Regions from separate parts of the Homo sapiens genome. Here region 2 is linked to region 1. A link is an interaction called in ENCODE POLR2A ChIA-PET data of the cell type or tissue named here. Cell type or tissue: PC-9. All regions are shown on one strand. Each heading gives the region's core, and the rest is flanking DNA. Links, peaks and the distances in the headings are about the cores only.

Region 1 (8,797 bases), core at 2,357-4,856:
TGAGGTCTTGCGACTGATGCGGATATCTATACATGACTGTGATTCCAGGGACAGGCCAGAGCTATGCCATTCTTTAGGGAGACACTTAGCACCCCTCCATGCAAGATCACAAAGCCTGAGAGTCATTATGGCCTCTTCTAAGCCAACTGCTAAGCCTCAGAGCAAGGATGTGCCAGGCTTTCCAACATCACCACTGCCACGGTGGGACAATGTTCAGTTTAAGTGTACAGGCTTATTCCCCATCCCCAACACCCCTTAAAAACAGGTTCTAGCTTTCCATCTCTTCTTGGCTGGTAGTTCTCTACAGAGCGGTTCTAGTTTGAGCATCTCTTCTTAACTGTCCCAGTTGCTTCTTAGATTCTTTCTGGTGCCCTGTAAATAACCCTTTAGTACCTTGAGGCTCTGGGCTGAGGTCAAGGTTCCAAAAATCTGGTGTGTGACATCTCTAAAGGCCAATACCTTTTCCCCGCTTTAAAGGTAATTACATACCATATTCTATAGCCTAGAAGATCTTACTCTTTTGGGAAAGTGAAAGGCTACAAGAACATGCAGAACTGAGGGGAAGCAGATTTTCCCATAGAACTCTAGGCATGTTCCCTTTTATGCTTTAAGTGTAGTACTTCAATATACTGAAAAGTGTACTCCCTTCCAAACTAGTTTCTGCCTAGAGATGATTCCCAGAGAGGAGGAATGAAGTTATTGGCTTCATATCTCCACCTAAAATGAGGATACCTAAGAGACCCTGACTGTGGTGTATACACTATTCCTGGAAAAGAAAGAAGGCCTCTCTCACCTTTGCCCCTTAACTCTCCAGCAGGCTGAGTATGGTGATGGTACTTTGTACACCTCAATTTTAACTGTATATGACCTCTGGCCTATTCCCAGAGGCTCTTGTGAGGCATCGTGACATTCTTGCCTAGAGACATAACCTGCCAACAGCAGCTGAGTCCTCAGATCCGTGTCTAGTGTCTAGTGTGGGTGCACCAGAATCTGCCTGGTCTTTAGGCTGGCATCCCAATGATACTTGACCGTTTCTCAGCAGTCCTGCTGATAATCAGGAACTCAGCCAGGATCCCAGCTCTTACCTTACCCAAACTGAACTACTCAAGCTCAGCACATTTCCTAAGAGAATGATCTGGTCACTGCCTCCTCATTCTTCAGGTCTCAGCTTAAATGTCATGTCATTTTTTTCTAGAAAGCCTTCTCTGACCTGGCAGAAGAGCAAGGTATCTCAGCTATATGCTCTTATAGTGCCATGTAATTTTGCTATCATAGCATTTAACATTTAACACAGAGTATTAGAATTCGTCTTTCAATGTGGTAAAGACAGAGACTTTTTTTTTTTTTTTGAGATGGAGTCTCACTCTGTTGCCCAGGCTGGAACACAATGACGCGATCTTGGCTCACTGCAACCTCCGCCTCCTGGATTCAAGCAATTCTCCTGCCTCAGTCTCCTGAATAGCTGGGATTACAGGCGCCCACCACCACACCCAGCTAATTTTTGTATTTTAAGTAGAGAGGGGGTTTCACCATGTTGGTCAGGCTGGTCTCGAACTCCTGACCTCAGGTGATTTACCTGCCTCGGCCTCCCAAAGTGCTGGGATTACAGGCGTGAGCCACTGCACGTGGCTGAGGCTCTGTCTTTTCACTATTATAACCTCAGGGCCTGACATGTAGTAAATATTTAATACATATTTGATAGATGGTTATTCATTTGATAATTACTGATTGGTACATCTCTGTATTTGGCACCATACTAGGCACCAGAGATACAGTAGTTCGCAAAATCAGACATAATCTCCTGCCCTAACCAAGTATACATACTAATTACCTATGTCACAAACTGGCATAGTTATAGCTGTGGTATTATGAAGAAGAACCTGGTGCTGTGATTCCCCATAGCAGTGACAACTGAGCTAAGATAAGTAGGAAGGGTGGGACGTTAAGGAGAAGAGAGGTGGGCAGAGAGAAGAGCACTCCCTGCAGTAGCTGCAACATATGCACAGGCTTGTGATCAGAGGAATGAGGACGGCATGTCCGACTTGCTAAGGGAAGTGGGATGAGGCTGGGAGATGACAGGGCCGAGACCACACAGAAGCTTGTGGGGTAGGTTGAAGCTTTTGGACTTTAATCCTAATTACAATGGTAAATCATTGAAGGGTTTTAAGCTAGTGGGTAGTAGTGAAGATGGAAAAGGGCCACCTGAGATAAAATGGGCAGTTTTTTGTGACGAGTTTGATATAAGGGTGAGGGAGAGAGGTATCAAGGAGGACTTGTCTAATGGATAGATGGTGGTGCCATTTATTGAGATGGGGTACAATGGCAGAGGACCTCACTGTTGGAGGTGAAAAATCACAAGTTTGGTTTTAGATATGTTGAGTCTGAGGTTCCAGTAAGGATGTGCATGCAGTTGTCTAAGATCTCTAGGGGTCTGTACTAGAAATAGAAATACAAATTTACAAGTCATCTGTGAAAGGCTGTTACTAAAGAAGAGGGGCATGACTGAGATCCATTAGGGAGAAAATACGAATTTGAAGAGAAAAGGTGACTCAGGATCAAAGTCTGAGGAAGGTCACCATCTAATGGCTGGGAAGGGAGACTGAGGAGGAGCAGCTGGAGAGGTGGTAGCAGAAGACAACAGAGAGTTCTTGGTCACAGAACCCAAGGGAAAAGTTAATTTAAAAAGGAGATAGTAGTCAACAGAGAACACTCACAGGGTAAGGTTCTTAAGAAGGTCAGAGGAGATGGGATCAAAGGCATAGATGGAGAAACTGGCCTTAGACTTGAGGAAGGACAGCTGCTCTATTATAGAAAGCACAAAGGAGGATACTGGTAGATTTATTTCTTGGTAGTGGGAAGCTGAGGGAATTCTATTTTCTCTGTGAAGAGGTCAGGGTCTCTACCAAGAGAGAGGGGGAGAAAGTGTGGACCAGAGGTTTAAAAAGAATAGAGTGGGAAAGATAGTTGACCATGGAAACATGGAAAGATAGCTGGGCCATATTCAGGACCTATCTGAAGTGGGTGATCATGAATTTAAAGTGGAATCAGCTGGGCGTGGTGGCTCAGCCTGTAATCCCAGCACTTTAGGAAGCTGAGATGGGCAGATCACTTGAGGTTAGGAGTTCGAGACCAGCCTGGCCAACATGATGAATCCCTGTCTCTACTAAAAATAGAAACATTAGCCAGGTGAGGTGGCACGCACCTGTAATCCCAGCTACTCAGGACGCTGAGGCAGGAGAATCACTTGAACCTGGGAGGCGGAGGTTACAGTAAGCTGAGATCACGCCACTGCACTCCAGCCTGGGCAACAGAATGAGACTCCATCTCAAAAAAAAAAAAAAAGTGGACTCAAGGCCAGGTGTGGTGGCTCATGCCTGCAATTCCAGCTTTGGAAGGCTGAGGCAGGAGAATTACTTGAGCCCAGGAATTCAAGGCTGCAGTGAGCTGTGATTGTGCCACTGCACTCCAGCCCAGGCAATAAAGTGAGACCCTGTTTCAAAAAAACAAACAAACAAAAACCAACAACAACAACAAAAAAACCCAAAACCCAAAAACCAGTGGAATAAATCTGCCCTGTTATGTTCTTTTTTCCAGCAGTGCTTGTTGCTCTTGAGTACACACACAGAAAACATACAGTTAAATGAACAAATAAAGGAAGGACCAAACAGGTAGTAGAAGACAAAGACACTTGACAGACTTCAGGAACAGAAGCAATGATGAAGGACAAAGTCTTCTACTGCTGTGGTAAGAACTCTATTCCTCTATTTGACCCACAAATAGCACCCACATCCCACTGCTAACCTTTAGTAGAGCTGGAGGCTGAAGCAGGTCGAGAAGATCGTTTACGATGTCCATTTTCCACACTTTCAGAGGCCACAGTTGGCTCTTCAGTTCGGGAGTTTCTTCGGCCTGGGATTTTGGACTTTTCAACTATCTCTTTGGGCTCACTGCTGACAGAGGGAAGCAAAAAGTTTCCAAGCAGGTGAGGGAACCAGGCCACACAAAAAACGGGCTCTTCAGATAGTTTCATTCGTAAAGTAGGAGACTAAGAACTATATAGTTATTCTGGAGAGAAAGCAGTTCAACCTGGGGTAATAAGCACTATTGCCTTCTATGTTACTGGGGGTTTAAAAGTGAGTCTAGCTTATTACATTAGTAAAAATAAAATAGTAAAGCATAATGTTGGTGAAATTGTAGAAAAACTGGTAAAAGACATAAAAAAATTGGAACAAAACTCCCCTAATTCCTCACCCATTTTCTTTTCTTTTCTTTTTTTTTTTTTTCCAGACAGAGTGTCACTCTGTCGCCCAGGCTGGAGTGCAGTGGCGCTGTCTCAGCTCACTGCGACCCCTGCCTCCTGGGTTCAGGCAATTCACCTGCCTCAGCCTCCCGAGTAGCTGGGACTACAGCCATGTGACACCACGCCCTGCTAATTTTTGTCTTTTTAGTAGAGATGGGGGTTTCACCACACTGGCCAGGATGGTCTTAAACTCCTGACCTCAAGTGATCCACCCACCTCGGCCTCCCAAAGTGCTGGGATTACAGGCGTGAGCCATTGCACCAGGCCCCTCACCCATTTTCCTAAGGTAATAGTTCCCTTCAAAAATTAAAACATTTTGGATTTTGTAATTTTTTAGAATCATGAAAATGGTCTTTAAGATGTCTGAAAATTGCTATTAACTCAAAATAGTATATAAACCTAGGAAATTATTAACATATATTGGCATTTACTAATGATCCCGGTAGAGTCAGATAACAGCATATTAGAAGCCACAGTATGGGGATAATTCACAATACACTGCTAGGTATATTGATTGTCCACACCCCAACCCCCTTTTCTTAGTATATGAAGATTTAAAATTGGTAATATTCACTGTTATTGAGGATACAGGAACAAAAACATTTACATACACTCCTAACTGGAGTGTAAATTGTATAACCCAGTGGTTCTTAAAAGGAGGCAATTTTGCTTCTTAGGGGACATTTAGCAACATCTGGAGACATTTTTGATTGTCACAACTTGGGGAGAGGGGTGCTACCGGAATCTTTTGGGTACAGGCCAGGGATGCCACTAAACGTAAGCCCCACACAACAAACAGTTATCTGGCCCCAAAGGTCAATAATGTTGAGGCTGAGAAACTCTGGTGTAACCCTTGACTCAGCAATCCCACTTCTAGGTGCCTAAGGAAACAAATCTTTTTACAGAGCTCCACACATAAGGAAGTTAAAACATTTTATTTGTACTAGTGAAAACAGAAGACCTAAATACCTAACGATAGTAGATTAGTTAGCTAAATCATGGCACATCCATATGGAGTCATGAAAAATCATGTTGTAGATTATTTAATGACAAAACGATTTATGACACATTACCAAGTGGGAAAAACTTACCAACACAATGAACAGTATAATTCCATTTTCATTGTTGTATGTGTTGAGTATATATGTAACTACATATGAATAAATATGAGCTATATACACATAAATCTTTTGTTGTTGTTGTTTGTTTTTGAGATGGAGTCTTGCTCTGTGCCCCAGGCTGGAGTGCAGTGGCAGGATCTCAGCAAAGTGCAAACTCTGCCTCCTGTGTTCAAGCAATTCTCCTGTCTCAGCCTCCTGAGTAGCTGGGATTACAGGCATGCGCCACCACGCCTGGCTAATTTTTGTATTTTTAGTAAAGATGGGGTTTCACCATGTTGGCCAGGCTGGTCTCGAACTCCTGACCTCAAATGATCCACCTGCCTTGGCCTCCCAAAGTGCTGGGATTACAGGTGTGAGCCACAACGCCCAGCCCTATACACATAAATCTGACACAATATATTTGGGTGCACACTGTGTGAAAAAGACTAGAAGCAGATGAACTAAAATATATGTACAGTGAATATTGTTGAGTTGTAGGAATACTAGTTTACTGGTGAGTTATTTTCTTCTTTGTAATTCTCTGATCTGAATTTCTGGTTTTCTTTAATAATTTTTTACACTTTCATGGTTCAAAAACGCATGTTAAAATGATCAGAAAAAAAATTCTTTAGAAAATTAAATTTGCTTGCAAGACATGTAACAAATAAAAATAATGCAACAAAACAAAACAAAACAAAACAAAACAAAACAAAACAATACTGGTCAAAAGGCTGCCTCTTCTGGGAAGTCTTCCATGATCTCATTTCCCAAGTAGAGCTGTCTCTTTTGTCTCTTGGGTTCACAGTCTTTATCTGGCATTCTAGAGCACCCATCAGATTGTACATCGTGTTCTATTTTAATGTTTTGTGTCTTCAACTAGACTGTGAACCTCTTAAGGACACAGACCATAACCTGACTGTCAACTATCCCTACCCTTCCACTGTTCACTCCTGCCAGAGGACCCTTTGCTAGTAGCACCGTGGTTGGGAACTGGGACACACCATTCACTCCCATAGCTTTATGTATAACAGCCGCCCGACACCCAACCATAAGCCAAGGTAAGTCAAGGAGAGGTGAGGCTGGAGCTGGGGTGGAATTACAAGTCAGGGGGATTTATACCTCCTTTGAGAGGTGGTGAAGATGGCTTTCTGGCTAGGAGCTCAGAAAATGGTCAAAGCTTCTGAGGAAAGAAAGTTCTTTTTTTAAAAAAAATTTTTGTTTTTTTTTTGAGACAGGATGTCACTCTGTCCCCCAGGCTGGGGTGTGGGTAGTGCAATCATGGCTCATTGCAGCCCTGACCTCCCAGGCTCAAGTGATCCTCCCACCTTAGCCTCCTGAGTAGCTGGGACTACAGGCAAGTGCCACCATGACCAGCTAATTTTTTATTAATTTTTTATTTTTTATTTTTTTTTCATAGAGACAGGGTCTCCCTATGTTGCCCAGGCTGGGCAACTCCTAAGCTCAAGCAATCCTCCCTCCTTGGTCTCCCAAAATGCTGGGGTTACAGGCATGAGCCACTGTACCTGGCTAGATGATTCCTAATGAAAGTGCCTCTTTCTCCTGGCAAAACAAAAGCCACAGCAAGACTATCCTGTTTTTTATGGTCAATGCTCAGGTATCTCTGGAAACAAACACCCCAAATGTATTTTTGGTCTGATTAGCTTCTTTCTCTAGACAAATAGCTGGTGCATGCTTGAGAAATGCAGATGAATTCAAACATTAGCCCAATCCAAATAAAATCAGACAGGCAGAGTGGTATAGTAGGAGTAGCAATGAATTTGGAATGAGATGAACAGGGGTGAAGTCTTAGCTATGCATTTATTGACTATGCTATTTAATGCTCTATGTTCTAGACTTTTTTTTTTTTTTTTTTAAGATAGAGTCTTACTCTGTTGCTCATGTTGGAGTGCAGTGAGCACGACCATGGCTCACTGCAACCTCGACCTCCCTGGGCTCAGGTGATCCTCCCACCTCAGCCTCCTAAGTAGCTGGGACTACAGGCACATACCACTATGCCCAGCTAATTTTTTGTATAGACAGGGTTTCACTATGTTACCCAGGCTGGTCTCAAACACCTGGGCTCAAGCCATCTGCCTACCTCGGCCTCCCAGAGTGTTGGGAGTACAGGTGTGAGCCACTGAGCCCGGCCGTTCTAGACTCTTTTTTCTTTTCTTTTCTTTTAGACAGAATTTCACTCTGTCGCCCAGGCTGGGGTGCAGTGGCATGATCTCGGCTCACTGCAACCTCCGCCTCCCAGGTTTAAGTGACTCTCCTGCCTCAGCCTCCCAAGTAGCTGGGATTATAGGCATGCGCCACCATGCCTGGCTAATTTTTGTAGTTTTAGTAGAGACGGGGTCTTACCATTTTGGCCAGGGTGGTATCGAACTCCTGACCTCAAATGATCTGCCTGCCTCGGCCTCCCAAAGTGCTGGGATTACAGGCGTGAGCCACTGCACCCAGCCTCATTCTAGATTCTTGATCTATAAATCCCATCTTGTCTGTTGCAATACATAGGTTAAATATCAGGGCTCTGAAGTCAGAAGGCTTGGGTTTGAATCTAACCTTCACCATTTACTAATTCTGTGACCTTGGGCAATTTAGTTAACCTTTCTGAACTTTAGATTTCTCATCTATAAGACAGAATTTACTTTCCTAATAGATACTGTGAAAATTAGATGAGATAACACATCTAGGGCACTTGTAGCTCAATCTATTAAGGATGCATGGCATGGAACAACATTCAAATAAATGGTGGCTATTAACCTCCTCACAGGGATGATATGAAGATTAAATGAAAAAAATATTGTGAAAGTGTCTTATGAAGTTGCTGTACAATTATGAGAAGTTCTTTAAAATATTATCCAGTGCATTCCTACACTAAAAGAGACAAGACTGTGTGTGGTGGCTCACACCTGTAATCCCAGAGGCTGAGACGGGTGGATCACTTGAGGTCAGGAGTTCAAGACCAGCCTGGCCAATGTGGTGAAACCCCGTCTCTACTAAAAATACAAAAATTAGCTAGGTGTGGTGGTACATACCTGTAATCCCAGCTACTTGTGAGGCTGAGGCAGGAGAATTGCATCAACCCCAGAGGTGGAGGTTGCAGTGTGCCGAGATCGTGCAACTGCACACCAGCCTGGGTGATAGAGCAAGACTCTGTCTCCAAAAAAAGGCATGACTTTTGGAAAATGGTAATATTCCTCTCCACAGAGCTAATGAAGTTGAAGCCATAGATGTATGTCATTTTGTAGGGTTATGTGGAGCAGCACAGTGTAACAGAAAAAAGCATAGGTTTTGGGTCAGATCCTGCCTGGCTTTCTCCTTCTTTTGCTTTCAGGGTCAAACAACTGTTCTTTAGAAGACAGCTGCAAGGACTATTATTAATATTAATATCAAT
Region 2 (8,797 bases), core at 2,651-5,150, 390 kb before region 1:
GATCACCTGACCCCAGGAGCTCTAGGCTGCAGTGAGCCAAGATCATGCCACTGCACTCCAGCGTGGGTGACAGAGTGTGACCCCGTCTCTTAAAATAAAGAAATTAATTAATTTAATTAAATAAGAAAAAGGAGAGAGAAAGAGAGAAAATAAATCTCTTAGTCACGGGGTTAAGTAGAAAAAGCCAGTTGCAGAACAACATGGCCCCCATGTAGAGCAAAATTATGTATTTCTACATGTTTATGCCACAAATGCATAAAAATAAGATTTGGAAGTGATCACGGCAGGAGGCAGACAAACGCCTAGGCAGACGGGGCAGGTCCCTGGCGAAACTCCACCTCCAAGACAAAGACAGCTTGAAGCCTGAAAGCCAAGCTACAAGTCAAATCCACGAATGAGACTGAGAACCTGTCTTCCTATTTGGTGCGCTTTCCTCTGATTGGTCCCCACCCTTCACCTAGTTTACATTTACCTACCCTTTCCTAATTGGTTTTTTACACTGTCCATGCCCACCTTTGAGTGATGTCTTTGCTTTAACCTTTTTTGCATACTCACAATCAGCATGTAGTCCCCATTCTGAGGCCATAAAAAGCCCCAGACCCAGCCACAAGGAGAGAGAAACCACCCCCACCCCCACATCCCCTCTCCGCTGTGAGCTGTTCCGTCACTCCGTAAAATTATCTGCCCTCATCACCCTTCAGTCCTCCACGTGACCTCATTCTTCTTGAACACTGGACAAGAGCTCGGGACCCACCAAGTGCGGGTACCCTGAAAGGCTGTCACACTGGCCCTCTGCCCTTCTAGGACGGCAGCTACCCCACGTGACAGGGCCAGGGGCCGACTGAGCTGCTAACACACCGACCATCCAGGGGGCTGTGGACAGTGGAACTAAAAGAGCTAATTAGCACACTAATACCCTCTCTGGGGCTTCAGGGTCGCAGGCATCCTTGCCTGGATGCCGCCATGTCCCCCTTGAGGCAATACACCTGGTGTGTCCACGGGCCCGCATGGAGCTTGCTCCTGTGTCAGTGCTTGGAGTGGCTGGCCAGATCCCGCACTCACTCACGTGCTCCCTCCTGTAAGGGGGTGAGTGCGGCAGGCCAAGTAGACAGGGCGCCCCTGCCGTGAGTCCAAAAAAAGAAAAGGCTGAGAAATATCCTGCATCAGAAGGATATAAACCACATTTATGACCTGTTATCTCTGGGGCAAGGATTGGCAGAAAGGGGCTGAGTGTGGTGGTTCACACCTGTAATCCTAGCACTCTGGGAGACTGAGGCAGGAGGATTGCTTGAACCCAGGAGTTTGAGACCCCCCTGGGCAACATAGTGAAACCTCGTCTCTGCAAAAAAAATAAACAAAATTAGCCAGGTGTGGCACACACCTGTAGTCCCAGCTACTTGGGAGGCTTGGGAGGCTGAGATGGGAGGATTGCTTGAGCCCTGGTTAAGTTGAGGCTTCAGTGAGCTGAGATTGTGCTACTGTACTCCAGCATGGGTGACAGAGCAAGACCCAGTCTAAAAAAAAAAAAAAAAAAATAGAATTGGCAGAAAAGCCAAAAGAGAAATGTTGCTTTTTTTCCCCTGGACTCTGGTCACTAACTACCTATGTGATCTTGAGCAGACTGTAGCACTTCTGTGCCTCAGGCTCCCCATCTGTAAAATAGGGACACATTCGTAGTTACTTGATAAATGGTTGTAAGGATTAAGTGAGTTAACATACATAAAACATGATAAAACATGAATAGTAGTGCCTGCTACAATGTTGGAATTAAATTTGTTTTCATTCTTCTGTGACTTTTCATGGTACTAATGGTACTAAATAATCTCTGTCTTGCTGGGCATGGTGGCTCACACCTGTAATCCCAGCACTTTGGGAGGCCGAGGTGGGTGGATCACCTGAGGTCAGGAGTTCAAGACCAGCCTGACCAACATGGAGAAACCCCGTCTCTACTAACAATACAAAATTAGCCGAGGTGGTGGCACATGCCTGTAATCCTAGCTACTCAGGAGGCTGAGGCAGGAGAATCGCTTGAACCCAGGAGGCAGAGGTTTCAGTGAGCCGAGATCGCACCATTGCACTCCAGCCTGGGCAAAAAGAGTGAAACTCTATCTCAAAAATAATAATAATAATAATAATCTCTGTCTTGATCAGAAGTTGGGGAGAGTCTCCCCTCACCATTCCTTCAGGGTCTTATGCGGAGGAAAAGCTGTTAAAAAAAAAGTGTAAAGGTCAAAAGTAATAAGGAAATCATGCCCTCTGCAGGGAAGCAGCCACCATACCCAGCCCACACGGAACGTGGCTGTGGCTGAGCAGTGCCCCCAGCTCCTGGGTGGGCCTCTCCTCCCTTCTAAGAGTTTCTGTAAAAAGATTTTTGAGTTAAAAAAAAAAGTGCAAAGGATTATATTGGAGACAGAGGGTTAAGACAATGACGCTAGGATAAAGACAAGCCTGTGGGTGGTGGAAAAGACTGGGTTGTGGGGTTGAGGGGGGTCCAAGATCCAGTAGGCCTAGAATCCAAGAACAGAAGCTAATTATCCTAGTTCATCAAATTTAAGATCCATCATTGTAATATACACCACTATTTTATGTTCTTTTTTTTTGAGACAGAGTCTTGCTCTGTTGCCAGGCTGGAGTGCAGTGGTGGCGCGATCTCGGCTCACTGCAACCTCTGCCTCCCGAGCTCAAGTGATTCTCCTGCCTCAGCCTCCCGAGTAGAGTAGCTGGGACTACAGGCATGCGCTACCATGCCCAGCTAATTTTTGTATTTTTAGTAGAGACGGGGTTTCACCATGTTGGCCAGGCAGGTCTCAAACTCCTGACCTCGTGATCTGCCCACCTCGGCCTCCCAAAGTGCTGGTGGCACAGGCATGAGCCACCACCCCCGGCCTATGTACTTTTTAAATGCTGCAATTAGCTTATTATGTCATTAACTGTTACATGCATTCCAATTTCAAAGATATTAAAAGGTAAACAAATGTGCATCATAGAATCATTAAAATATGAGTCCCTAAGCACTGAAATTGGAAACAATGCCCTTGCCCCAATTTTTTAAAATGTCCCTGAACTGTAAAATAAATAAACATAAGGGGATTTCCCCAAGATGATTACTTTTAAGTTTTATGAGGGAAAATGGTAAATGTCAAATTCTGTCCCTAAACCATATCTCATCTCTTTTGTTCCTCTGTAAGGGCTGAATCAGCCTGTTGGGTGACCCAGGCCTGCCCTGGGGGAGGGAGGAAATCCACACAACTGAGTCCTTTGAGCCTCTCCCCTGCCCTGAGTTCAGTAGCAGCTGGAAAGGGGCCCAGCTTTATGGGGGAACAATGGTGCCAGCCAGCTTCGGGTGAAACAAGGCTGAACAGCCTGGCTGGGTCTGGCCTGGGTCCAGAAGAGTGCCCCTTGCACCTGAGGGGTCCGCTCCCCTTCAGCAAAGGACAGATGAAGCCAGGGAAAGTGGAGAAAGAACTCCCTGGGCTTTCTCCGTGAACAGCTCTCTACGTAGAATCCCAGAATCACCCAGCCAGAGGACCTCAGTGTCCATGGAATCAAACTGCTCCATTGTACAGATGGGAAAACAAAGGCCCCAAAGGGGGCTGGAGCTTGCCTAAGGTCCTTCAGTAAGTCAGTGGCAAAGCTGGAGCCACAGTCAGGTTCCCTTTAATTCAGCATGTCTACCATTAAGTGCAAGTCTGTGCGATCTTTTGCTGTTTTTTGTTGTTTGTTTGTTTCTGTCTTTTAAAAATGCCCAAATTGGCTGGGCGCAGTGGCTCACGCCTATAATCCCAGCACTTTGGGAGGCCAAGGTGGGTGGATCATTTGAGGTCAGGAGTTTGAGACCAGGCTGGCCAACATAGTGAAACCCTGTCTCTACTAAAAATACAAAAATTAGCCAGCGTGGTGGTACATGCCTATAATCCCAGCTACTCGGGAGGCTGAGGCAGGAGAATCGCTTGAACCTGGGAGGCAGAGGTTGCAGTGAGCTAAGATCACGCCACTGCGCTCCAGCCTGCGTGACAGAGAGAGACTCCTACTCAAAAAAAAAAAAGAAAGAAAATGTCAAATTATGTTGCTTGTACAAAATGTCTGTCTGACACATCAGATAGTGTCTGACTCACCTGCCCATTGGAATGAGAAGCTCAGGATCTCAAGCATGAATGCCTCCAGGATAGAGGAGACCTGTGGGTACATGCCTGCCCCTACTCCTTCAAACTAATATTTACTGTGACATAGTAACTTCCTGGCTTCAAAGCTCACCTCTAACGCTTCCCATGTATGTGACCTTGGGCAAATTACTTATCATCGTGGTAGTGGCCTCCAAGATGGCCCTCAATGATTCTCTCTTCCTACATAACCACCAGGCTACTGCAGAAACAGGTGTGACTTCTGAGGCCAGGTCAGAAAAGACAATGCAAGGCTGGGCACAGTGTCTCATGCCTGTAATCCTAGCACTTTGGGAGGCTAAGGTGGGAGGATCACTGGAGTCCAGGAGATTGAGATCAGCCCAGGCAACATAGCCATAAAACGAGACCTCACCTCTACTAAAAAGAGAAAAGAAAATTAGCACCTGTGGTCTCAACCTACTTGGGAGGCTGAGGTGAGAGAATCGCCTGAGCCCAGGAAGTCAAGGTTGCAGTGAGCTGAGATGACACCACTGCATTCCAGCCTGGGCAATAGAGCAAGAACCTGTCTCAAAAAATAAAAACAGCCAGGCGCAGTGGCTCATGCCTGCAATCCCAGCACTTTGGGAGGCCAAGGCAGGCAGATCACGAGGTCAGGAGTTCGAGACCACCCTGACCAACATGGTGAAACCCCGTCTCTATTAAAAATACAAAAATTAACCGGGGGTGGTGGCACGTGCCTGTAACCCCAGCTACTCAGGAGGCTGAGGCAGGAGAATTGCTTGAACTTGGGAGGCAGAGATTGTAGTGAGCCAAGATCGCACCATTGCACTCCAGCCTGGGCAACAGAGCGAGACTCCGTCTCAAAAACAAAACCAAACAAAAAAACAAAGAGACTGCAGCTTCCATCTTGCTCTCTTGGATCACTTGCCCTAAGGGAACTTAGCTGCTATGTTATAAGCACACTCAATGTTATATGCTATGTTATAAGCACAGCCCAATGCAGGGACACACACAGCAAGAAGTAACTGAGACTGCTTGCCAACAGCCAACTGCTTTGCCAGCCGTGTGCACGGGCCCGCTTGAAACTGTATCCTCCAACCCCAGTCCAGCTTCCAGATGACTGCAGCCCTGGTCAACATCTTGAAACTTATGAGATGTTTCTGGTGAGAATCACTCAACTAATCAGCTCCTGAATTCCTTGCCTATAGAAAATACCTGAGGTAATAAATGTTTATTGCTGTTTTAAGCTTTGTAGTTTTGGGGTAATTCCTGACACAGCCACAGACAATGAATACAATCACACTTTGCCTCCTTTTCCTTAAAATGAGGATGATGGGAGGACTTGCTTTATATAATCATGAGGATTCCATATGATACATGAAAAGAATCTGGCTAAGCTGGGTGCAGTGGCTCACGCCTGTAATCCCAACACTTTGGTAGCCCAAGGTAGGTGGATCGCTTCAGCCCAGGAGTTTGAGACCAGCCTGGGCAACACAGTGAAACCCCGTCTCTACAAAAAATACAAAAATTAGCTGGGCATGGTGATGTGCGCCTATAGTCCCAGCTACTCGGGAGGCTGAGGTGGGAGGATCGCTTGAGCCTGGGAAGTTGAGGCTACAGTGAGCTGTGATTGTACCACTGCACTCCAGCCTAGGCCACAGAACAAGACCCTGTCTCAAAAAATAAATAAACCAATAAATAAAAATAAGAAGAGTCTGGCTCATAGCAAATGCACAGCAGATAGGAACCAATATTGCTGTATTATTATATGGTCTCCACTAATCAAGAGGAGAGGTTGAGAGCTATATGAGGAAGGGCCAAAAGGAAAGATGAAGTAGCAACCCCCAGTCTCTTCATTTTCCTGGCAATTCAGCTCTGACTACATTTTCATAGAACCTCCTAAGACAGAAGCCCCATGGGGAAACTTGATCTCCCTAGAAGGCAGTGTAGGGACTATTTATCACTCTGCAAGCATTCCCCTTCGGGTGCTCAGTCTTCATCATCCCCACCACTAGAACTTATCAACTAATTTCTTGCTTATCTACTAGGAGTCCCCAGTCAACAGAATTGACTCCATCTCAGCACTTTCCAGGGACATTCCCAACCTCTGGAAGCTATCCAACAAAGGCTTCCTTTGCTCCTTAATTTATCTCTGAGAAGCAGGTTTAAATTTTAGCTCTGCTGGGTTGGGCACAGTGGCTCACACCTGTAATCCCAGTGCTTTGGGGAGGATGAGGCAGGCAGATCACTTGAGGTCAGGAGTTCAAGACCAGCCTGGCCAACATGGGGAAACCCCGTCTCTACCAAAAATTAGCTGGTCCTGTGATACACTAGCCTGTAGTCCCAGTTACTCAGGAGGCTGAGGTTAGAGGATCACGTGACCCCGGGAGGTGGAGATTGCAGTGAGCTGTGATGGCGCCGCTGTTCCCTAGCATGGGTAACAGAGTGAGACCCTATCTCAAAAAAAAAGACCTAAACAAAAATTTTAGCTCTGCTACCGATTTGTCCTTTGTCAAGTTACTCAACCCCTTGAGCCTCATCTCCTCGTCTGCCAAGCAGAAATAGCGAATATTTGCTTCCGGGTTGTTGGGGGAAGAAAATGAAGCAAGACAGCAAGGTATGAATGCTTTATTGGATGGAAATAATAAATTGTCAATGCCTCCGGACTCTCAGGTGCTGCTCAACGCCCTGCCCTGCCCCAGGAAGCTTCTCCCCACAGCGGAAGCCACTTAGCTCTCACATGCAGGCTCTGCCCTGTGCTGGGCTTGACACCAACTTTGGTGGTTTTTGTTTTTGTTTTCAAGATGGAGACTCGCTCTGTTGCACAGGCTGAAGTGCAGTGGTGTGATCTTGGCTCACTGCAACCGCCACCTCCCGGGTTCAAGCAATTCTTCTGCCTCAGCCTCCTGAGTAGCTGGGATTACAGGCGCCCGCCACCATGCCTGGCTAATTTTTGTATTTTTAGTAGAGACAGGGTTTTACCATTTTGGCCAAGCTGGTCTTGAACTCCTGACCTCAAGTGATCCACCCACCTCAGCCTCCCAAACTGCTGAGATTACAGGCATGAACCACCAGGCCAGGCCTCTGTTTTTTTTGTTTGTTTGTTTGTTTTGGTTTTTTTTTTTGAGACAAAGTCTCCCTCTATCACCCAGGCTGTATGTAGTGCAGTGGCACGATCACAGCTCACTGTAACCTCCACCTCCCAGGTTCAAGCGATTCTCGTGCCTCAGCATACTGAGTAGCTGGGAATACAGGCTTGCGCCACCGCATCCTGCTAATTTTTGTATTTTTTGTAGAGACGGGGTTTTGCCACGTTGGCCAGGCTGGTCTCGAACTTCTGATCTCAGGTGATCCACCCGCCTTGACCTCCCAAAGTGCTGGGATTACAGGCATGAGCCACCACTCCTGGCAGCTTTGTTTTTTAATCAGGGAACTTTTTTTTTTTTTTTTTTTGAGACAGAGTTTTGCTCTTGTTGCCCAGGCTGGAGTGCAATGGTGGGATCTTAGCTCACCGCAGCCTCCGCCTCCCAGGTTCAAGCAATTCTCCTGCCTCAGCCTCCGGAGTAGCTGGGATTACAGGCATGTGCCACCATGCCCGGCTAATTTTGTATTTTTAGTAGAGATGGGGTTTCTCCATGTTGGTCAGACTAGTCTCGAACTCCCGACTTCAGGTGATCCGCCCGCCTTGGCCTCCCAAAGTGCTGGGATTACAGGCGTGAGCCACAGCACCTGGCTTAATCAGGGAACTTTAACCAGATTTTATCTCTTTCATCAGGGGTTCAGCAGTAACTAGCATATGTGCCTGACTGAATGCCTCCTTCTTATGACCAAGGCCAGCTTAAGATAAATTATTTTTATTCCTATTTATTTATTTATTATTTATTATTATTACTTTTTGAGATAGAATCTCACTCTGTCGCCCAGGCTGGAGTGCAATGGCGCGATCTCGGCTCACTGCAACCTCCGCCTCCAGAGTTCGCGCCATTCTCCTGCCTCAGCCTCCAGAGTAGCTGAGACTACAGGCGCCCGCCACCACGCCCGGCTAATTTTTAGTAGAGACGGGGTTTCACCGTGTTAGCCAGGCTGGTCTCGATCTCCTGACCTCATGATCTGCCCACCTCAGCCTCCCAAAGTGCTGGGATTACAGGCGTGAGCCACCGCGCCCGGCCTATTTATTTATTTTTGAGAAGTGGTCTTACTCTGTCACCTAGGCTGGAGTGCAGTAGCGTGATCATGGCTCACTGCAACCTCGACCTCCTGGGCTTGAGTGATCCACACCACTGCACTCCACCCTGGGCTACAGAGCGAGACTCCGTTTCAAAGAAAAAAAAAAAAGGAAGAAAGAACTCAGGGTTGGCAGAACAAGCTGTAGTGTCTCTGCCTTGCATCCTGGCATCTCCTCTGGCCTGACTCCCCAGGGTGATTTTAGGAGTTGTTCCTACCTATGCATAGCTCCCAATACTATGGCTTTGCCCCTCATGGAGATTCTGTGAGCCACCCAACATCCTGTAATAACTCTTTCCTGTTTAAACTGAAGTGAGTTGGTTTGTTTTGTTTGCAACTAAGAATCTTGATTGACACACTGCATAACAACTCTATCAGTATGTGTACCATTTGTATTATTTTGAAATAATTTTTTATTTAATTAGTTTTTTAAAGTAATGACAGTCACTTGT

Evidence for each region. Peaks named below come from ENCODE experiments on the same cell type or tissue, not always from the same donor. Only the 100,000 strongest peaks of a DNase experiment are listed, where the experiment ranks them.
Region 2: POLR2A ChIA-PET joins it to region 1 with 16 read pairs; 2 of 35 experiments call an interaction of 5 or more read pairs at or near these places.

Annotation. Positions count from the first base shown.
Region 1 is chr20:34,723,458-34,732,254 of GRCh38, forward strand. NCOA6 (nuclear receptor coactivator 6) reads right to left here. Exons shown (of 15, transcript NM_014071.5): 14 at 3,802-3,950. Among named protein-coding and RNA genes, the nearest start is that of TP53INP2, 24 kb to the left of the region's middle. In PC-9, for the core only: no CTCF peak of the experiment used is centred there; no DNase peak of the experiment used is centred there.
Region 2 is chr20:34,331,689-34,340,485 of GRCh38, forward strand. No RefSeq gene overlaps it. Among named protein-coding and RNA genes, the nearest start is that of ITCH, 27 kb to the right of the region's middle. RefSeq lists enhancers at 6,572-6,681, 6,732-6,781. In PC-9, for the core only: no CTCF peak of the experiment used is centred there; DNase peaks (open chromatin) are centred at 3,143 and 4,143; H3K27ac peaks cover 2,500 bases.